Linked DNA regions of Homo sapiens: region 1 is linked to region 2. The links are chromatin loops, found by intact Hi-C in ENCODE. Cell type or tissue: HCT116. All regions are shown on one strand. Each heading gives the region's core, and the rest is flanking DNA. Links, peaks and the distances in the headings are about the cores only.

Region 1 (5,798 bases), core at 683-4,682, 160 kb before region 2:
GGTGGGACCAGGCGCTGATGGCTGGGTGCCATCTGTTCTGGGAGGGCACCTCCGGGCCCAGCACTGACACTCACCTGTAGGGGAGATGGGGCCATGCAGTGATATCTCTGGCTCCATCACTGGGCACCTGTGGAGCTAGGTGGAATCACAAGGCAGAAGGAGGGGCCCACCACAGCCAGTCGGAAATGCTGTTATACATTCCTGTTTCCTGACTGAGCACTTCTAGTGGGCAGGACTAAGCTCACAGCAATATGGGTCCCTGGAGCCTAGCACAGTGCTAGCACACAGTAGCTGCTTAATAAATGTTTGATGCAAAACTGCACCTGCACCAGGAAAGCCGTGCAGGCACTATGGAGCAGGGTTGCAGGGCTGGTCTCAGACACCCCAGCACTGCCATCACCAGGCCCTGCTGCCCAGCTCCTGCCCACTGCTGGCAGCTTGCTGAGAGCAGGAGCTAGGCTTACTGCAGCCAAGTCCCAAGCACAGTGTACAGTGCAGAGTAGGTGCTTAGCATGCTTTCTGGAACAGCTAAATGATGAAAGAGAAGTGCCATTGACAACACATAAGGTGCTTCTCCAGAGCATGACCTGGGAAAGTTGTTGAACCCCTTGGGCTCTGTGGCTTTTAATGTGTAGAATGTTCTAGAACATGTCAGAGGTCAGATAAGAGGCACCTTGGGAAATCCACTAATTCCAGGTCCTCTTAGTCTGCTGCTACCTGAACAAGGTAAGGCCGTGTATATTCATTTAACAGACAGCATTTGCTGTGGGCCTTCCGTGGGCCTCACACACAGTGTGGTGGCAGAAGATAGCATGGCCAGGACAGGCTTGTCACACCAGGGTGACAATGCTCCCAATCCCAGTGGCTTTACTGCACAAAGTCTAATCTCCCTCAGGGCTTCAGGTGGAGGAGGCACCACTGGCTGGAGCTGAATCAACCAGAACGCACAGTTCCCTGGAGGGTGGGCACTGGCTCCTGGAGGCTTTTGCTCAGAGGTGATACACAGCACTTATTCTCACAGCTCATTAGCCAGAACAAGTCACCTGTCCCAGCCTGACCCCCAAAAAGACTAGGAAGTGTGGGGAGCAGACAGAATATCTGATGAGCATCCCCTCCTCTGCCAGAGAGGGATTAAAAAAAAAAAATGCCAAGAGGCTCAGAGAAGTCAAGCCTGTGGCCCAGGGTCTCACAGCAAGGAGGTGTCAAAACCAGGCTGTCTGGCCCAAAGCCTCTCCATGTAACAAGTGCACTTTACCGGCCCTCTTACTGCCCTGACTGATGTGAACAGTTTAGGCCGTAAGTTGCCGTCCTCCTGACGCCCACCTAACACCATCCCACAGGGAGCAGAGGCGTGGGGGAAAGAGAAGGGGAAATGTTACCTGGGACCAGGAAGAGCTCAGCAGCATGACACACTAGTGCCTGCCTGTGTGAACCCAGCGAGCATCCCCATGGAAGGACAGCAGCAGCTGACAGTGCTCCTCTGAAGGTCACCAAGCCCCCAAGCCCTTGCAGGTTACGTGGCTCAGTGCTCAGCCCACTAGGGAGCAGCCAGGCTGGGTGGGCCCGCATTGGGCTGTGGCAGGATGGACTGTGCCCAGCAGAGCCCTGACCACAGGTTTGCATGAACCACGTGGCCTGGGCAATGGGGAGAGTGTCCCATGAGATGAAGCATTTGTGGAATTTGTCTGCCACAGAACAGTAGAATCATGACTTAGATGAGCAACGCACACTCCATGCCACCCTCTGGATGCCAAATGGCGCCCTGAGAGCCTGGAACCTCAGGGCTTCTCCAACGCACCCTCCAGGCATGGAAAGTGCCCCTGTGTGCTTGACCTCAGCACCTCCGTGCCCACCACAGGGCCTGGCATGACCAGCACTGGGCACCATCTGGGTGGAAGGAGATGGAGTGAGGGGTGGGTGGGCACATGGGGCTGCCCAGAGAGCACCCTCAGACCTCCTCTAAGTGTGTGCTTCCACAGGTGGAGTGGGTTCGGCCAAGGTGTCAGGGCTCCCTGGACGGGGCTCTGTAGAGATGACAGCCTTTTCCTTGACGACATGTTTTGCATTTCTGTCCCCTCCCCCTGGAGTCCCCAAACACCCTGCTTATTTCAGAAAGAAGGACATCTAGCAGGTGTTGCCAGGAAAATAAAATGGTCTAGAGCAAGAATTCTGAAGGAAGCAAGCTCTACTTTGCATATTTGTAGTAAAGGGAGCTGCTGCCTATGAAATTATATGGCCTCCTCCCTTTATAGTCCAATGCCACAGTGAGCTGTGAAATACTGGAAATTTCAAGATTTAATTAAAACCCAGTTCACTGCACTGAAGTTCGCTTACAAAATATAGCAAAGATTAATGGGAGATATCAAACCAAACTGTTTGTGCAAGACCTGTTGAGTCATAATTTATGGGAACAAGAGGAAAAAGCAAGATCATTACCTTAAAATAAATTTACTGCTTCTCCGACTAAGTAAAATGGAAATAATAAAAATCCCCGGGTCAGCGCAACTGCACCAGAATGAAATGGCAGGCCGGCCAGGCAGGTGACTGTCAATCCATAGACATTACCAGGGCCACAGGAGGCTTTGCTGTCATGCTGGGAGGGCACAGGGCAAGAGGGAACTCTGCCTCTATTCATTTAATCCTCGCAAGGACTACCATGGCAACAGTCCCTGCTTTTCAGATGAGCAAACTGAGGCCGAGAGGGATCAGGTGACTTGCCCAAGGCCATACCACCAGTGGGTGGCAGAGCTGGGACCAAGACCAGGCCGTCTGGCTCAGCCAGTGCTCCTGCACCACAACATGGAGCTAGCCGCCTTCACGTCCATCCTTGGAAGGACCTGACCATCTAGGTGAGGGGGGGACATTGGCTGGACGAGCACAGCACCGGCCCGCAAAGGTTCTGGGGCTAGGGGATAGTTGAGCAGTGCCCCGATAAATGTCCCCGTCCTGATCCCTGCAACTCATGTCATCCTATATGATGGCTAAGCTATTGTGCCCAGTTGCCTGGTCACACACAAATCTAGATCTTTCTTCAGAGGTGCTTCTTAGATAAGACTAATGTTTAAATCAGTAGACTTTGAGCGAAGCAGACCACCCTCCATAGTGTAGGTGGGCCTCATCCAACCAGTTGAAGGCTTTCAGAGCAAAGACTAAGAGTCAACTCCCGCCTCCTGAGGAAAGCAGAACTCTGCCAGCAGATGGCCTTCCCACTCCAGCTGGGATGCTTCTCTGGGTCTCCAGCCGCCCACCCTCCTTGCATGGTTTCAGACTTGCCAGCCTCCATAATGGACACCATGGCTGACCCACTCCACCCTGTGGAAGCACACACTTCGAGGAGGTCTGAGGGTGCTCTCTGGGCAGCCCCATGTGCCCACCCACTCACCATTCCATCTCTTTCCACCCAGATGGTGCCCAGTGCTGGTCATGCCAGGCCCTGTGGTGGGCACCAAGGTGCTGAGGTCAAGCACACGGGGGCACTTTCAGTGCCCGAAGTGTGCATCAGAGAAGCCCTGAGGTTCCAGTTCCTTAAGAGGAACCCCTCTCTCCTGATCCCCCCCTCCCTGCCTCTCCCTCTCTCTGTGTGTCCATCTGTATGAACATATGTATTCTATTCTATTTCCCTGGACCAATACACCCTGACCCATACACCCTACAGGGCAGTAAGGCTCTTTGGGGACAGGGGCATCACCCTGGGCTTTCCTGGTGGGTGTAGTGCAATCCCAAGCCCCTTAGGGAGGGAGGCGAAGACTCAAGGGACACAGGGCCACAGCCAAGGGACTACAGCAGTTACCAGAAGCCAGAACTAGCAAGAAGGACTTCTCCCCAGAGCTCCGGAGGGCAGCGGTCCTGCCGACACCTTGATTTGGGTCTAGTGATGACTGATTTCAGACCTCAACGTCCAGAGCTTTGAGAGAATAAATCTCTGTTGTTTGAAGCCACTGGTGTGTGGCGGTTTGTTGCAGCAGCCCCAGGAAACGATGTCAGTGGCCGTGTTCCCAGGAGGGCAGGCGTGCTCTGGGCTTTTCTCCTCGGGGGTGGGCTGTGTGCTTGCTATCGAGAAAAAGTGAGGGCAGCCTGCTTGGGGTGCCCCCCTTCACCCACCCCAGAGTTCTACAAGTCTCTCCCCTGATGCCCCACTGCCTCCTTTCCTTCTGGGACAGAGCTGGCCATCACCTCCTCCTCCCGACACTGCCATGCAGCTTCCCAGCCTGACACAGTGCCGCCAATCCCAAAACAAGCACGGGTTAACCTATGTGGCTGGGAGTGTTTGCAGGAAGATCTGGAGAGCCACGGAGCCCGGCAGCGGGGCATGATTTCTTCCTGAGTCAGACTGGAGGGGAGGATGGCGCCTCTTCAATCACTCACTCTAACAACCCAGAGAAACCCTGCAGCTCCAAAGCAGGACCCAGTGACACCCCACCCAGTCCGCACTGAGCCACCCTGGGTCCTGGGCCCAGCCCTGGTGTGTGGACAGCTGCCCAGGATGCCTCACCAGCCCCACTCAGCCCACCTGCCTGTGCAGCCTCCAGGAGCAGGACGTGCAGGCAGCAGCTTAAACTGAGAGTCCCGGGGAGTAGGGGGAAGTGAGGACATTAAGGGGCCTGACCTCAGAGGCATCATCTGAATGGCCACACTGCCTGCCCCCCATGCACTCTGAACTCACATGGGCTTCAGGGAACCCCGTGACTTGGGGTGACAGCAAGTCATTCACCACAGCTGGATGGTGTGTGAGAGCGAGGCAGTGTGAGTCCGTGAGGGGCTCCATGTGCTGCTCTCATCCTGAGAGCGACAAGAAGCCACTGAAAAGCATTCAGCGGAGGAGCGTGTGTCCCAGTGAGATGGCAGCCTCCCGGGAGAGAGCTCACCCCATGCTGTGGCCACAGTGAAGTAACGCTCGTCACCAAGAGCAGCTGCGTGCTGTGTGCACTATGACACACTCCCAGGCATCACCACTCCTCGCACTGGGGACTGTCGCCCCATCCACACTGTCCTCAGCGGCATGCATGAGAATGTCTGCCACACAATTGCTCCCAGATGCCCACCAGTGGGGAAATGGATAGAAATGATGTGGGTGACAGGATGAGATGAAGCAACGAGGATGAGGTCACCTTTGAGGGAAGGACGGAGTGGTGATCAGGAAAATAGGAGACACGAAAACACTCTTGGAGAAGAAAATATGATGAAACTTTGTTTAAAAGTGCCAGAAAGATTTAAAAATAAAGCTAAGGGGATCTACAGGAAAGGAGAGCTGATGCAAGGAAGCACAAGAAAACCACCCTCCCCTCTGGAGCACACAGCATTCAAGGAGCCACCTTGGAGCAGAGAGTAGCCCTCACCAGACATTGAACCTACCAGTGCTGTGATGCTGGACTTCCCAGCCTCCAGAACTGTGGGGAATATATTTCTGTTGTTTATAAATTCAAAACAAGAAAAGAAAATGGAAGGATGGATCCAGGATGTCTAACACAGGATTTGGAAGGCAAGAGGAGAGGGCTGCAGGGCAGGAGCTCCCAGCCTCTCCCCAGGCAGCCCAGCTTCCCCCTTACAATGAGAAGCGAGCAGGGACGCCACCTAAACCCTGTGTCGTAGCACTTCCATCTCCCAGAGAGATGGGCCACACGCAAGAGGTCCCTGCCCAGAAACGTAAGGAAAGTAGTTCCGTGGCCTGGATTGGTAAAGCCACCATGTGTGAGCACCGGTCCACCTTGGCCAGGGGTAGAGGGCCTGTGAGAGCATCGACACTTGCTCTTTCATCCACCAGCCACACACTGAGAGCTCGGTGCCGGGCCGCCTCTGTG
Region 2 (5,798 bases), core at 980-4,979:
GACAGAGTGAGATTCTGTCTAAAAAAAAAAATAGAATGTGGTATATTCATACTATGAAACATTATTCATCCATAAGAAGGAATGAAGTACTGATACATGCTAGAATACAGATGGCCCTTGAAAACATTATGCTCTGAGGAAAAAGCCAGATACAGCTAGGCTACATATTGTATGATTCTATTTACTGTGGTACCTCCTTACCTTCAGGAGATAGATTTCAACACCACTAGTGGATGCCTGAAACTACAATAGTATCTACTTCTATGATACTATGTTTTTTCCTATGCATGCATACCTATGAAGTTTAATTTATAAATTAGTCACCATAAGAGATTAGTAACAATAGCTAAGAATAAAATAGAAAAACTAGAACAATATGCCAGCTTCTGTGAAGGGAGAGTTACGTGAAAAACAACCACGTATGCCAGCAACACTGCTCTTGAACTTTGGGTCTTGATTAAGTGAATGAAGTGTTGCTGGAACACAAGCACTGTGATACTGTGGCCGTTAACCTGGTAACGGAGAAGGCTCCTAAGTGACTAACAGGCTGGAAGTGTAGACAGCGTGGACCATGCTGGACAAAGGGAGCGTTCATGTCCCGGGTGGGACAAAGTGGGATGGCGAGGGATTTCATCACGCCACTTAGAATGATGTGCAATTGAAAACTCATATATTGTTTATTTCTGGAGTTTAATCTTTTAGGACTGTGGTTGACTTCAGGTAACTGAAACCATGGAAGGTGAAACCACAGATAAAGCAGGACTACTGTATTTAAAATGTCCAGAGGAGGCAAGTTCATGGAGACAGAGATCAGTGGTTTCCAGGGGGGGTGGGGGGCAGCAGGAATGGGATGTGACTGCTTGATAGATACAGAGTTTCTTTCTAGAGTGAGAACAATGTTCTGGAACTGGCGGTGATGACTGCACAACTTCTGAATGTACTGGACGCCACTGCATTTGTACAATTTATTTATTTTATTATCATTATTTTTTTGAGACAAGGTCTCACTCTGTCACCCAGGCTGGAGTGCAGTGGCACAATCATGGCTCACCGCAGCCTTGGTCTCCAGGGCTCAGGTGATCCTCCTACCCCAGCCTCCTGAGTAGCTGGGATTACAGGCATGCACCACCATGCCACCATGCCAGGCTAATTTTTGTATTTTTTGTAGGGATGGGGTTTCACCATGTTGTCCAGGCTGGTCTCAAACTCCTGGGCTCAAGTGATCCTCCTACCTTGGCCTCCCAAAATGCTAGGATTATAGGCGTAAGCCACTGCCCCCAGCCTTACACAATTTAAAATGGTTAGAATGATGAATTTTACATTGAATTCCACTTCATAGGAAATTTTTTTTAAAACAACAACAAACCTCTTTAATGGACACATAAATTCCCTGGGGGTCTGATTGCAATGCAGATTTGGATTAAGGAGTCCGGGTGGGTCCTGAGACCGTGCTCCCCTTGCTTCTCACCTATGGCCACATTTTGAGACGCAAGGCCACTCGAAGGGCCCCCACCTCTGTGAATCAACCCCTGCTCCATCTGCCCCTATAAATAAGGGAATGCTAAAGCACAGATGGCGGGAGTGGGCGTGTCCCCAGGTCTGAGCCTGGAGGGGGTGGCCGGCCTCCCCCAGGCATGGAAGTGGAGGGAGAGGGGGCTGTAAACGGGTTACTCTGTCAGCAGACACAGAGGAGACCAAAAACAGTAGCTTTTATTTCACACGAAGCTGAGGAAGGAAGGCGAGAGGACAGCGCTGGCTATCAGAGGGTGCTGCCTGGCAGGTGCACCACCTCCAGCTGCTGGGCTCCAGCTCCGGGGCTCAGAAGCCATCTGAAAGAAAGCAGCGGCCTCCACTGAGCAAGCTGGGGTGCTGCAGGGTACCCGCCCCCGTGGTGCTCAGCAGTGCCTTCCCTCCCCTCCCCAGCCCCCGGGAACTCCTCCTGCGCCAGGGACACAGGGATCAAGGAGAGAACAGAGTGCAACCCCATCCCTGCCTGATCAGTGGGGGTGCCCGTCTTCCCTGCGACGGTTTTGGGGTGGAACAGGAGTGGCTCCTCAGGGGGAAATGAAAGGAACTGAGGAGCTCCAGTCGTGAGAAGGCCAATGAAGCAGGTAGCTTCTCTGCGCCGGGGTTGTGCTGAGATGTCATCTAGGGCCGGCTCTTCCAGAACCTCATTTGACGCTGGGAGGCAGCGACCGGGTGTGGGGGCGGGGTGGTAGGGGAGGGGAGCAGGGATGATGCGGTCCCGATTCCGTCCCCAGGGGGCGCTGGGACCCTCCCTGCTATCCAGGCTACACCTGTGCGGCGTAGCAGCCGTCCCCGTCTCGCCTGCACAGCGCCAGATGACAGCAGCCCAGAGGCTGTCCTCTGCCACCTGCACTGCTCACCTTTTCCGAGGAGGTCGGGGACGGGGCTGAAGGGTCCCCCGGGCAGGTTCCAGGCCAGGTCCTCTAGCAGGCCCAGCAGGCCTTTCACCTGTGTCCCCAGGTGATCCACGGTCTTCTCTACCATCTAGAGTGAGAAGGTGGGTAACGTCCAGGACAGGAGTGGTGCCACGTTCTGCTTCATTAGCCAGGTCCTAAGAAGCAGCTGGCGGTCCAGTGGGGTGCAGTGGAAAAGGACTGGGAGCTGCGGGACCTGGGTTTTCCTCACTCAGGCTCTGCGCCTACCTGCCTCAATCTCCCCAGATGACAATATCCTATGGGGCTCGCTCTCTAAGGCTCCTTCCTTTTTGGCACTCAGTCACAGGTTTGGATAAAGCGCGTGTAGATTACCTTCTCCCTTTTGGACTTTGCAGCCTGGAGCTCACATTCTTTTTGTTATTCTGCTCCCTGGTGGTGTCTCTGCCAAATGACAGGTCTGGGATTTTGAAATTTACTCAGGGTTCTTAATGGTTTTTCCCTGTGTATGCCATGGACCCCATTGGCAGTGTGGTGAAGCCTACAGACCTCTTCTCAGAATAATGCCTTAAATGCAAAAAATAAAACATATAGAATTACCAAGAGCACCAATTGCTTTAAAATATTATTCAAGTATTAGGCCAGGCGTGATGGCTCACACCTATAATCCCAACACTTTGGGAGGCCGAGGTGGACGGATCACCAGAGGTCAGGAGTTCGAGATCAGCCTGGCCAATGTGGGAAAACTGTCTCTACTAAAAATACAAAAAGAAAACGGGCACGGTGATGCATATCTGTAGTCCCAGCTACTCGGGAGGCCAAAGCAAGAGAATCGCTTGAACCGGGAGATGGAGGTTGCAGTGAGCCGAGATCATGCCGTTGCACTCCAGCCTGGGCGACAGAGAGAGACTCTGCCAAAAAAAAAAAAAAAAAAAAAAAAATTCAAATATTTAAAATTAAACTTTTTGGCCCAGCACGATGGCTCACGTCTGTAATCCCAGCACTTTAGGAGGCCGAAATGGGCAAATCCCTTGAGATCAGGAGTTTGAGACAAGCCTGGCCATATGGTGAAACCCCATCTCTACCAAAAATACAAAAAATTAGCGGGGCATGGTGGTGCATGCCTGTAGTCCCAGCTACTCAGGAGGTTGAGGCATGAGAATCACTGGAACCTGGGAGGTGGAGATGGCAGTGAGCCGAGATTGTACCATGCACTTTAGCCTGGGTGACAGAGCAAGACTCCATCAAAAACAAAATTTAAAAATTTGGATATATGTATTGGCCGGGCACAGTGGCTCATACCTGTAATCCCAGCACTTTGGGAGGCTGAGGTGTGTGGATGGCTTGAGCTTAGGAGTTCGAGACCAGCCTGGGCAATATAGCAAAACCTTGCCTCTACAAAAAAATACAAAAATTAGCCAGGCATGGTGGCACATGTGCCTGTAGTCCCAGCTACTTGGGAGGCTGAGGTGGAAGGATTGCTTGAGCCTGGGAGGTGGAAGTTGCAGTGAACCGAGACTGCACCACTGCACTCCAGCCTTGTCGGCAGACAGAGACCCTGCCTCAAAAAAAAAAAAATGTATTTATTAACTCACTAACTCACATGATCTAACATCAGGCCTAACAACAACTGAAATTTTGACATAATGAATGATATAAATGTTCTTCTATTCATAACTAGAAGAAGATGAAATTATCTGGATTTCTATTGGTGACAAAGTTATAGTACTATTAACACCACGGCTTGCTGTCTGTAATTTATGATGAATGGGAATGCTCAATTTCAGTTAAAGGCTTGTGACAATAAAGATGTAAACTTTTCCCCACACAAGTTAGGAATCGTGGCTATATAACAAAACAGTGACTGGATTTCCACCTTCCCATCCAGTAATGATGCTGAAATGTCCTGGTGGGGGTAAGTAAGGCCTTAGGGGAGGCAGGGTCCATTGGGGGCTCGCCAGCCTGGCAGCCTAGATGGGAGGGTGATGTTGGACAAGGTGGCCCCAGGGCAGGATTGGCCTGATGTCCTGACATTCCAAAGCAAGCTTGCATCTGCCCATAAAAACATCATCCTAGAAGGTGGTCCTGAAACCACATGTCCTTCCAAAGCACCCTGTTACCTCCTCTATGACATCTAGATGGCATTGCATAGCCATGTGTCTGTCACATGCTGTGCTCTGAGCTGAGTCTCCTCAGGGAGCGATGAAGGGTTCTGCAGCTGTGGGAAAACAAGTCTTGTCACTGTGGGACCCTTAGTTTTCCACAATGCCAGAGACTTCTGTAAATACTGGGCTCAAGTGAGGTCAGTCCTCAAAGCAAACTCAAGAGCAAGAAGAGGATGGCCCAGGTGGGGGTCAGTGTGCGACTGTCAGTTATCTCAATCCCACCAATCTCTACAGTGGCAGTCACCTACAGACCCAGATGGACTTCCTCAAGGAGGTGAAGCCCAGGGAGGAAGGGAAGGCGGGCTTCAGCCAGGAAGAATGGCACCTGCAATGATGGAGAGGCCTGAAAGAGCATGGCTCACTGTGCAAACCCTGCAGGGAGCCTGCAGTGGCTGGAGATACAGGGTGGGTGGGAGAGAGACTGGAGAGGGAAGTCCTGGAAATGAAGCCAAGGGGACAGAGCTTTAACCAAGAGGCTTTCATAAACCAGTTCTGATGTTTGTTTTTGTTGTTGTTGTTTTGTTTTGTTTTGTTTTTGATGGAGTCTAGCTCTGTTGCCCAGGCTGGAGTGTGATGGTGCAATCTCAGCTCACTCCAACCTCTGCCTCCCCGGTTCAAGCGATTCTCCTGCCTCAGCCTCCCGAGTAGCTGTAGGAATAGTGAGAAAGAAAATGAGAGGAGGTATTTCAGTAGCAGCATTGACACTGGGAACCCATTAGTAACAGCTGTCATGTGATGAGTGCTTACCATGCACCATGTAGGGTGATCACTTAACCTCTCCAACAGCCTGTTCTTATGCCCAATCTACATGTAGGAAAACTGATGCACAGAAGGGTGAAAGGATGTGTCCAGAGTCACTACTCATAAGCAGAGGATCTGCCATTCAACCCGCTCAACTCCTGATTGAGCACTGTTCTCCTTGAGTTAGCTCTTCCAGGCACCATCAACCTTCACAACAGAAGTCTGAGATCCCTGATTCCAAGCTCGGATTTCAGAGTTGGTAACCCTGAGATGCCTGTGGGGCATCAGGGTTGGCTGGAACCTTGGAGAACACTGACACTCAGGAAGGAGAGTGCTGCCCCAGCAGTCAAGAGAAGCCAAGAGCTTTACGGATTCTACAGGGGATGAAAAGTGTTGGCATAGCCGAAAGCAGCAGGGAGGTCTAGCAAAATAAGGACTGGAAACACAGCATGGGAAAGGCCCTGCTAAATTTCACCCCAGCACTTTTAGGAGT

Evidence for each region. A loop is a pair of places that touch in the nucleus more often than their neighbours do. Peaks named below come from ENCODE experiments on the same cell type or tissue, not always from the same donor. Only the 100,000 strongest peaks of a DNase experiment are listed, where the experiment ranks them.
Region 1: a loop joins it to region 2, with 10 times the contacts of the local background. A loop is called at or near these places in 4 of 110 quality-filtered maps.

The regions. Positions count from the first base shown.
Region 1 is chr2:129,761,799-129,767,596 of GRCh38, forward strand. No RefSeq gene overlaps it. Among named protein-coding and RNA genes, the nearest start is that of LINC02572, 110 kb to the right of the region's middle. In HCT116, for the core only: a CTCF peak has its summit at 2,698 (motif pointing right); a DNase peak (open chromatin) is centred at 2,713; H3K27me3 peaks cover 8 bases.
Region 2 is chr2:129,921,171-129,926,968 of GRCh38, forward strand. It overlaps LINC01856 (long intergenic non-protein coding RNA 1856), which reads left to right and starts at 2,007. Exons shown (of 4, transcript NR_110285.1): 1 at 2,007-2,111. It also overlaps the pseudogene PLAC9P1. RefSeq lists enhancers at 1,314-2,129, 2,130-2,943. In HCT116, for the core only: a CTCF peak has its summit at 2,837 (motif pointing left); a DNase peak (open chromatin) is centred at 2,841; H3K27me3 peaks cover 316 bases.